Linked DNA regions of Homo sapiens: all the other regions are linked to region 1. The links are chromatin contacts, found by Hi-C or POLR2A ChIA-PET in ENCODE. All regions are on one chromosome and are shown on one strand. Each heading gives the region's core, a stretch centred on a gene start or an enhancer-like site at or near the end of the contact. The rest is flanking DNA. Distances are from core to core; before and after follow the strand shown.

Region 1 (3,269 bases), core at 424-2,923:
GACAAGAAGATGCATGGCGTCTTTGGGGGTTCTCAAGACTCCCAGGGGAAACCGTCCAACCACTTCCAGGCTGTAACAGGGAGCAGGGAGTGGGACAAGAACCAGGAGGGAGACAGAGAACTCGCTGGGCATCCGCAACAGCACCCAGGCCAATCAACGCAGCGTGCCACAGCACTAAGGGGGAGCACTGAACTGCCCCACTGCACAGAGGAGGAGACAGAGGCTCAAAGGATTGAACTGACGGCCTGGAAGTCCCAGGGCTGGACTTCTCTGCCTTTCATCTCTGCGCGTCCTTGTCCCAGTGGAGGAAACCTACAGGGGCTTCATGGAGGAGGTGGCACTTGAGTTGGCTGGAGAACTCAGGCGAGGAGGAAGAGAATGAGGCTGTAGTTTAAGTGGTGCCAAAGGCAAGGGATGGGGGCAAGATGGGGCGCTGAGGTTTCTAAAAATGTGGGGTGATGCCCTCACAGTGCTCACGAAAGAGGATGTGGCCTGGAAGGAGACATGGTGGTCAGAACAGTATGCCCCATCCATCCGAGGGAAGAAGGGGCCACCTGGGCAAGACAGCCCTGCAGACTGCAGATGGCACTCTCCTGGTGCAGCACCAAAATACTGGACAACCGGTTTGAGTGGGACACCAGCGTCCCCCAAGCTGGGGCAGACTTAACCCTCATCTGCTGAACCATGTGGGGTGAGGAAGGTTGATCCCAGGGGAAGGAACAGGGAAGTCATGCAGGGACCCACAGAGAAGCAGCTCCACACCCTTCCTCAACGGGCCAATTTCACTCTTCTGGCCACTTCTTCAAGAACAGCTGCAGTGGCGGTGCACGCTGGCTCCATGAGTGCCCTGGTAGCAAGAGCTGCAAGATAAGGAGGCCAGGGTCTTCCCTGTCAGACACGCCAATGCACCAGCCTACACTCTCCACCCAGTTCTGGGCCATCAGGAACTGAGGTACAGGAGCACCTCCTGGAAAGATCATGGAAACTACACTTCCTGCCTCTCTGTGCCATTTTCTCTAAGCTTACTAAGGGTACACGCCCCTGGCAGAGGATGCTGAGAACTTCTAACAGTGCGAAAATCCTGACAAACTCCCATGACCCGCCAGATGCCCTAGCCCTTCCCCAGCCCGTTCTATCATCCTCCTCCAGCATTACTGGGCACACATGTTGTATTTTAAAAGGAAAGAGTAAAACAGAAGAACAGAGTTCCAGGCCCCATTGTGCTCCCAATTAATTGTAAAAAACCCTCTCTGCACCAGAGTTTCCTCAGCTGTGAAATGAGGGTTTTAAACTATTTATGAGGTTTCATCCACATCAAAAAATCTGAGATACCATTTTCCTGTTGACTTCCTGTGTCAATTCTAGGGAAAAACACTTGACAATAACTTAACTAAGAACTTGCAAAAGAATTGTGGAGGGAAGCAGAGAGACAGAGAGGATCTGTCCGCAGCCACCTGAGCACTGGAATGCATCCAAAGGGTGCAATATTTTTGCCATAATGATTAACATTTCAACTCCAGAGAAATTCAAGTTGTACCATCATGAAAGCAACATGAAAAATCTAAAATATGTTTTCAGAAGCCACTAAGCATGACAGAGAAGCTGCAGTTTCCTCCTGATCCCTTTTCTGTTTTTAGTGAGCTCTGAATTAACCGGGCCAAGAGCCAGACGCTGACTAATACATGCACCAGCATGAGCATTGCGGGTGTTCCAGTGCCAGAGGATTCCAAACCGCTTCATTTGCTCCAGGGTTCAAGGTCTGTGTAAGGAAGCTGGTGTTTCCTGTATTACCAATATCAAACAGCAGGGTTATATATTGAGGTTTATTCAATGACATATTTAAAAATCCTTCAAAACAAGTGGTTCTTACAGGTAATTTTGACCCCCAGGAAACATTGGGCAATGTCTAGAGATACTGTTATTTGTCAGGACTGGCGGAGGAATGCCACTGGCATCCAGTGGGTGGAGGCCAGAGATGCTGCGGAACATCCCACAACACACAGGACAGGTCCTCTTAACAAAGAGAATTATTTGACACAAACGTCAATCAATGCCAAGGTTGTGAAACCCTGCTTTTAACTATGCCAAAATGTCTGTAATTATACAGATAGTATATCCTATACTTTCACTTTCCAAACCACTTTTAGTCTTTACAAAGTAATACATGTACAAAATTTTTTTTAAAATGCAGGTGAGGCAAAAGGCTCCTTTTATTAATTACATGCCTTTTAGCACCATCTATCACCAATTCCACTTCCCAAAGCAACCACTTTCTTGGAGCTGTTTCTGTTATTGGTGCTGTTCCCTGCATAGTGACTTCCAAGTTTGTTTTTTTGTTGTTGTTTTTGTTTTTTGTTTTTGGGACAGGGTCTCACTGTCACCCAGGCTGGAGTGCAGTGGCACCATCACGACTCACTGCAGCCTTGACCTCCAGGACTCAAGTGATCCTCCTGTCTCAGCCTCTCCAGTGGCTGGGACCACAGGAGCACACCACCATGCCTGGCTAATGCTTTAAATTTTTTGGTAGAGAAAGGGTCACGCTATGCTGCCCAGGCTGGTCTCAAACACCGGGGCTCTAGTGACGTTCCCGCTTCGGCCTCCCGAAGTGTTGTAATTACAGGCATAAGCCACCATGCCTGGCCAGACTTCCATGTTTCTAAATAGTCTGTTTGTGATACTCTAATCAATACATCAAGTTTAGATATCACTTACTGATTTTCACACACATAGGTAAGGATTGTTGGTTTTTTACATTCCCACCACCAATCTTACACTGACCCTTCCACGTTTTCGATAGCTCATATAACTTTTTTTTTCAGCTAAATCAATATTTCACATATATTACTTTGACAATGGAATGGGCACTGCTGAGTGGGCAATATAGTATGATTATGATTTTTTTTTTTTTTTTTTTTTTGAGACGGAGTCTCGCTCTGCCACCCAGGCTGGAGTGCAGTGGCGCCATCTTGGCTCACTGCAAGCTCCACCTCCCGGGTTCACGCCATTCTCCTGCTTCAGCCTCCCGAGTAGCTGGGACTACAGGTGCCCAACACCACGCCCGGCTAATTTTTTTTGTATTTTTAGTAGAGACGGGGTTTCACCGTGTTAGCCAGGATGGTCTCGATCTCCTGACCTCGTGACCCGCCCGCCTCGGCCTCCCAAAGTGCTGGGATTACAGGCGTGAGCCACCGCACCCAGCCTATGATTTTTTTTTAGTATACTTTTTGTGTTCTCCTAGAATTATTATTTGCCTCTGTTTTCATTTCAGT
Region 2 (3,269 bases), core at 429-2,928, 110 kb before region 1:
ATTATTCCCAGGGAGAAAAAAAAGAGTATAATCATGATAAACTGAAAGGCTTACACAAAGGATGACATTTTATAAAGGATGGTAGGATCTTCCATGTAAAGTCCTGTCCATTTGGAATAAAACGTGTAATAGTCTCACAAGAGAGGAAACAGTCTGTATAAGAATTTGTCTCATCTAACTAGGCAACATAAACATTTAAAACAAACCAAGTACATGTATTGCGTTTCTTGCAATTATGACACTGCTAAACCACACCCCTCACAAATGACTTCACAAACCATTTGAGTTATACAGTGTACTACTATGCTCAGCTAATGTTGGCCTGATTCATCAGCAAAATCTGCTAAGTTATCAATCACTGGCCTTTAGAAATACTGCTTATTTGGCAGAGAAAAGTAGAATTTAATACTCAGGCAGCTGTGGAGTTGGTTTTGCATCTTCAGCTAAAACAAATACCAAGGGTATCAATTTGTAACATTAAAACTGGAATTTTTATTAAGTATTTAACAGACTCACATACTTGTAATACTTACAGCTATCCAAAGCTGAGGGACACCATCTGCTATCTGTGCATTGCCTAGATCATGGGCTTGCAAACTGAGGCCCACAGACCAAGTCTGGCTCACTGCCAGTGTGTGTAAATAAAGTTTTATTGAGATACAACCACACCCATGAGTTGATGTGTTGTCTATGGCTATTTTCACACTACAATGGGAGAGTTGAGTAGGTGCAACAGAGACCACATGGCTCATAAAGCTGAGGATATTTACTATCTGCTCCTCTACAGGAAAAGTGTGCTGACCTGATTTTATATACAGTTGACTCTCCATATCCGATAGTTCTGCGTCCACCAAATCAACCAACCACAGATCAAAAATATCCAGAAAAAAACAACAAAAAACAATATGATGATAATAATACGAATAAAAAACCACTGCAATATAACAAACACACTTTACTTCAGCCTGGGAGACAAAGTGATACACCAGTCTTGAGAGCAAAGGAAAGAAACAGAAGAGAAGAAAGAAGGAAGGACCATATTGGATGCAATGACATAAGAATTTGGTACCATTTCTTAGGCTTATGGGGAGAACACATTTAACCAGGTGCTCCAAGGCCTGGATCTGCCCCCTAACAGTTTCCCCAGCTCCCTTTTCTGACCCATGGACAGGTGGAATTCAATGATCTACAAGGTCCCTTTCAATTCTAAAATCCTATGTAGAGAAAATAAATTACCTTACAGTGCCAACAAAACCTGAAGGGTTTTAATTTATGGAGGTGACTGAGTGACAACACAAAGAGGCTAATGCCATTGAAAGAATTTATTACTCAGTTCCCAAGGAAGGGAGTATGCTGGGGCGTGCCACACCATGCCACACAGGGCAACAAGAAACCTTATCACACACAGGGACCGAGAAGCTGAGAAAGAGAGAGGGAGGAACTAGGAGTGTACCTTTATGACTACAGTAGTCGGGGAGTAAAGGGGTGGGGATATCCCTTATTGGATAGGAAGTGAAAATACATGTCAGAATTTGTGGCTGGGAGTTTCATAATATGATTTTGGCACGCCTGCAAAAGCCACCTTATGAGAGGTAAACAACTTTGGTTGTTGGTCTAGCTCTATGATCAATGGATACCAAACAGCCACTGGTTAACACACTTGTCCAATCTAGTAGGCTAAAGAGAAGGGGTTTTACAATACAGTCATTATGAAACCAAAACGTATATGTAGCACTTCCTTTTGTTTCTGCAAATGCTGACAGTTTTCCAACCTCCTTATTCATAGCGGAGTCAGCACAGCTTCTCCTCAGTCAATATTTCCTGGATCATAAAGGTTTCTCCAGCAGGACTGCAGCTGCCTGGAAAGCTGCCCACTTTCCTCTCAGTGCTGGGACAAGGTGGTGGAGGTGGGGAGGGTGTGATAAAAATAAAGATGCGAGAGAGGCCAAGGATGAGGAAGTGGGAGCCGGGATGAAAAATCAAATGGTGAAGAAAACACAGACACACACGCACACTCTCACGGAGTTAGGAACAGTAAACAGAAAAGGCGAGGGAATTAGAAATCCTATCTTCATCTGTGGGGCGAATTCACTACCAGTTCCCTTCACTTCAACAATGATGGATTAGTCTCACCAGAGGATTACATTTTCTGCCCAAGAAGCAGTTCTTATCATATGTAAACTCCAATTACATCCATGGTAAAAAGAAAAAAAAATATGCTGGGGAGAATTCTTTTTGCCTTTGCAGTCTATATCACTGAACGTGTTCATATCAGCTTTCCATTTTAATGTGTTTATATGAAAAAAACCCTCAAGGCCCAGTCCTCAACTCCCATCCTAACCTCCAACAACATTTTGCTACAGAAAACAGAGTGCAGTGAGAACATTTTTATGCGCTGCAGACCTGTTTGAGATGACCCACCATAACATGGAATTTAGCGTAAAATGAAGCTGCCTCGGACGGCGTCCAAAAGAAATACCAGAAGGATCTCGTTAAAATACGGTTTTGCCATAACATCTGGCCTGGACCCCAAGGGTGGTGGCTGAATACAGCTCAGGCCGCTGACAAGCGCAGACCAGGCACCCTTGCCAAGACTATTTTCATATCCTCTAGATGTGGGGAGCATCCAGGAGGGAAAAGCATTACTCAGGCCATAAACTCATGTGGCTACTTCCTCCCAGGGCAATGGCGGGCTAGGACAACGAGACAACCTTGGACGGGCCTCGGCTAGGGTAGGGGGTGCTGCTTCCTGGAAATGCTCACAGAGAATTGTAGTGGAGGTGATGCCAGGAGAAGCCTCAGCTCCTGCTGCAAGTCAGCTACTAGGAAGAGCTAGGTGCAGAGACGCTCATGTCCTCCAGCCCTACAGTGTGGTCTCCAGCACCTTGGAACACTCATGAATTCTGGATTCAATATTTGGAAATTGGAAGACAGCATGAATGCTAAACCAGAGATTTACGACGGATAGCACCATTGCAAATCACACTCAAACAAAAGTCAAGATATGACTTTGGGAATATAAGAGAAAGCAATTTGGAAGATGGAGAAATTAACTCACATTGTTAAACAATCAACACAACTCCTGTTCTCACATTGGGGGATTTCTTCCAGTCCCTTTTCTCTATGTATCTTAATTACTTTCTTCTTTTTTTTTTTTTTTTTGAGACAGAGTTGCATTCTTGTCACCCAGGCTGGAGTGCAATGGCATGATCTCGGCTCACTGCAACCTCCGCCTCGCAGGTTCAAGCGATTCTCCTGCCTCAGCCTCT
Region 3 (3,269 bases), core at 346-2,845, 80 kb before region 1:
TGTGGGGAGGACCTGCTCTATGAAAATGATTTTTGACTTTTAATGATGTGTCACATGCACCCCTCAGCCCAGGGCATGAGGACTGCCCTCTACACCAAGGTTCAAAGCAAAGTGCCATCGACAGCTATGTATTCTGTGGGAAAAAGTCCGCCTTTGTCTTCTGTGCCAAGAACTATTTTTGTGGACAAATAACATGGAGTTTGGAATGTTCATGCTTTATTACAATTACTACTTTTTATTGCAACTATTACTTCTTATGACAGTTATGACTTTATTACAATAAAGTTAGGGTAAATCAGGGTGAGAGTCCCCATCCGTATAGGCTTATTGGCTAGAGATAAGGTAGCTCACGTCCTGAGAGCCACAGAGAACAGGTAAAGATGTGGGATTCAGGGAGCCTTTGGCCAAGCGCCAGAGACCCTGACTTCTAGGGGCAGCTGCACCACTATCTAGCCCTGGGATTGGAGGGTCAGTTATATGGCTGTTTCCTTATCTCTAAACTGAGTATCAAATAGCCCCTATGTAAAGGGGAGAGTGTGAGGAGTCAATGCTTTTATGCAGAGCCCGATGCACAGAAAATATCCAGTATGTGGGAGCTGGTATTTTAGCTCCTCCAGCAATTCCCCAAGAGAGACCTGAAAGGTCAGTAGGAGAGGATCAGGGAAACACACACCTGCCTCGCCCATGACCACTCAGGGCTCGACTCCTCGTCCTGGCTCATCAGCAATGTCAAGCAGGCAAGGTGGCACACATAAAGCCCAACCAAAAAGAACTACCACCAGAGGCCTGTGTTTGGGCATTCTTTTCTAGTATGTACAGCTGGAGACACAAGCCGCATTCTAACACCTAACCGGTTTCCCGAACAGCATCCGCTTCCAGCCTTCGAGTTCTGAGAACTCCTGTGGATGTTTTCCAATTTCTCCAGTTCTAAAATAAAGGAGAGTTTTGGCAGCACTCACAGCTCCTCCTTGGCCCCAAACAGGAGGGGGATGAGAGGGGAGTCTTAATTAGAGCAACTGTGTTTATTTTCTTGCCTGACCCAGCTTTGATTAAAGACACCTTCAATTAGGTTGATTTGAGGTGTTTGGAGTTGTGATTGCGCAAAAACGAAATAACCACCTTCCACTTTGGGTTAAAGCCACAACATTCTCTCACTGTGCTGCTTAAAGAAGGCAAAGAAGAACAAACGAGCATGGGCTGATGGCATTTTTGAAGTTTCTCTGCTAAAGATAAGTAATTCAATATAAGTGATAATTTGGGGTTTAGAGCCGTCAAGAAGCTGAAGGGGAGATTATTTATAGTATTTTTTTTTAAGCCTTGGTTTCAAGGTGGCCAAAAGTCCTATTAATTCGCAGTTCCCTTCACAAAACAGTTCAGCATTCGGTCCCAGGAGAAATGGCTGTTTAAGAGTTTCATTTCATTGAGTATGTAGTTAGAGCACTCAATATGCCATCATTCTGTGGGAGAACACTGGCCCCAAACAAAATCTTAATTGCTGTTTTAATTATCTTAAAAAGTAGAATCACATGGGGCCTGCTGGAGAGCTGGTGCTGGTAGTTAAGGACAGAAAGGGCAAGTTCGTTTCTTGCCAAGAGGCCAGCCGTGTTCTGAAACAGCGAAGGAAGCACGAGCTGATGAAGGGGGCGTGTATTGTAGGAAGGGCAGCGCACAGAGCTCCTCTGACATCACTGGAGGGGAAGCTTTATCTTTCAGCCATTTGCCCTGTTATGTAAACATCTTAAAGATCTTCTAAAGCAGCCCTTGGTTTCTGAAGGCACCTGAGAAAGTGAGTGTCATTAGTTAGGCTGCTATTAGTCAGGCTGTTGGCGTCTGTGCTGGAAGAATCCATTGCTTGGAGGGATGGCCTGGACAAGGCTCAGGTCTTTGGGGCTTGTCTCCATGCAGACTGGACCGAGCCAGGGTCACTGGAAGATCTGCTTGAACTGACCTCAGCCTCTAAAGGGCACCTCTTTCTCCAAGTTGCTTCATGGAAACGAGCAAACTCTGCCCATTTGGAGGCAGCGGCTCTTTTCTCTGCTCAGATGTAAACTGAGTTTATTTTCATTTCACAATCAGTAACCAGCTTAAGACAGAATTTTAAATGTATGTATAAAGTTTACATATAAATCCCAATACACCTTTTCTAACATCTGCCTGGGGAGCAGCTTATTTGGGGGCTGACACAGGCTTGTTTTACCACTTTGCACATCTTTTCATCCTATGTAATTGTAAAGAAGACAATGTGTGGTTCTCGAAACAATCTCATTGTCCAGTGACAGCACGATGAAATAAATTGCAGTGAACACATATGGGAACTATCAGGCCGCCATGAAGATGATTTTAGAAACCAATACACGGCATGGATTGTATGCTAGCTATCAGGTGTGAGTGCTATGTGCACGATACGATCGATCTCACCAGTCATAACTCCAAGAGATAAATATGACCATTACTCTTATTACCATTTTATAGGTTTAACAAATAAAGGCTTAGGGAAGATAACCAACTTAAATCCCAGCGAAGCTAGGATTTAAAGTTACGTTGTTTGACATTAAACGCTGTGGTCTTCCAGTGCAAGTTAAAAATTTCAAAGCTAGGTTAATGGAAAGATATTTATGATATGTCCCAAATTGGGTGGCAGGGGGCGACAACAAAACAGAAAAGAGGGCCAACAAGGTTACAGTTTGACCCAAACCTGTAGGAAAACACATACAGAGGAAAAGTTTGGGGAGAAATGCATAAAAATATTTTATGTTGCTTGCTTTCTTTCATACACTTCTCTCCATTTACCCACAATCAGATATACAATACTTTCAGTACGAAAATATTCCCCGCAAAGTAAAAAATTTCCCATTAGTTTTACGGTTATATTTATTTACTTGGAGTCAATGGTCTGAAATGGTAAATATAATCAAAGAATTATTTCTTCGTTACTAGAGTTCCAATGCCGAGCAGTGACGCCTCCATTTAAATATGGAATAAACTAGTGGCATAAGATGCGGCCAGGAAAACAGCATTTCAGGCAGGGGCAATGTCCATGACAGGGGACTGTGTGGGAAAAGCACGGCTCCCAATTGCATGTGTATCTTTCTACACGTTGTATAGTTTCTACTCTGAACATGGACTACTCATATTTATTAAAACGTAAAGAAAACCTGGGAATGTCGGCTGGGCGTGGTCGCTCACTTGAGTCCAGGAGTTTGAGACCAGCCTGGGCAACACAGTGAAACCCATCTCTACAAAAAATACAAAAATTAGCTAGGTGTGGA

Evidence for each region. Hi-C counts contacts between places; a loop is a spot of excess contacts on that map. ChIA-PET counts read pairs that join two places held with the same protein, here RNA polymerase II (POLR2A). Pooled maps may share reads with other maps.
Region 2: a map of aorta shows a loop between it and region 1 (2.1-fold over the local background). The contact joins two enhancer-like sites. A Hi-C loop is called at or near these places in 1 of 168 maps with a recorded cell type or tissue (aorta), 3 of 37 single-sample maps with no recorded cell type and 10 of 50 pooled maps. POLR2A ChIA-PET finds 5 or more read pairs at or near these places in 1 of 52 experiments (T-cell).
Region 3: a loop to region 1 is called in a map with no recorded cell type, with 2.4 times the contacts of the local background. The contact joins two enhancer-like sites. A Hi-C loop is called at or near these places in 2 of 37 single-sample maps with no recorded cell type and 7 of 50 pooled maps.

Annotation. Positions count from the first base shown.
Region 1 is chrX:9,564,920-9,568,188 of GRCh38, reverse strand. The region is part of intron 2 of TBL1X (transducin beta like 1 X-linked); the gene reads right to left. Among named protein-coding and RNA genes, the nearest start is that of TBL1X, 100 kb to the right of the region's middle. Within about 2 kb of position 1,673, at least 5 of the 41 ENCODE cell types and tissues checked have a DNase peak (open chromatin) inside an H3K27ac peak, as active enhancers do.
Region 2 is chrX:9,675,785-9,679,053 of GRCh38, reverse strand. The region is part of intron 5 of TBL1X (transducin beta like 1 X-linked); the gene reads right to left. Among named protein-coding and RNA genes, the nearest start is that of GPR143, 88 kb to the left of the region's middle. Within about 2 kb of position 1,678, at least 6 of the 41 ENCODE cell types and tissues checked have a DNase peak (open chromatin) inside an H3K27ac peak, as active enhancers do.
Region 3 is chrX:9,645,247-9,648,515 of GRCh38, reverse strand. The region is part of intron 3 of TBL1X (transducin beta like 1 X-linked); the gene reads right to left. Among named protein-coding and RNA genes, the nearest start is that of GPR143, 120 kb to the left of the region's middle. Within about 2 kb of position 1,595, at least 3 of the 41 ENCODE cell types and tissues checked have a DNase peak (open chromatin) inside an H3K27ac peak, as active enhancers do.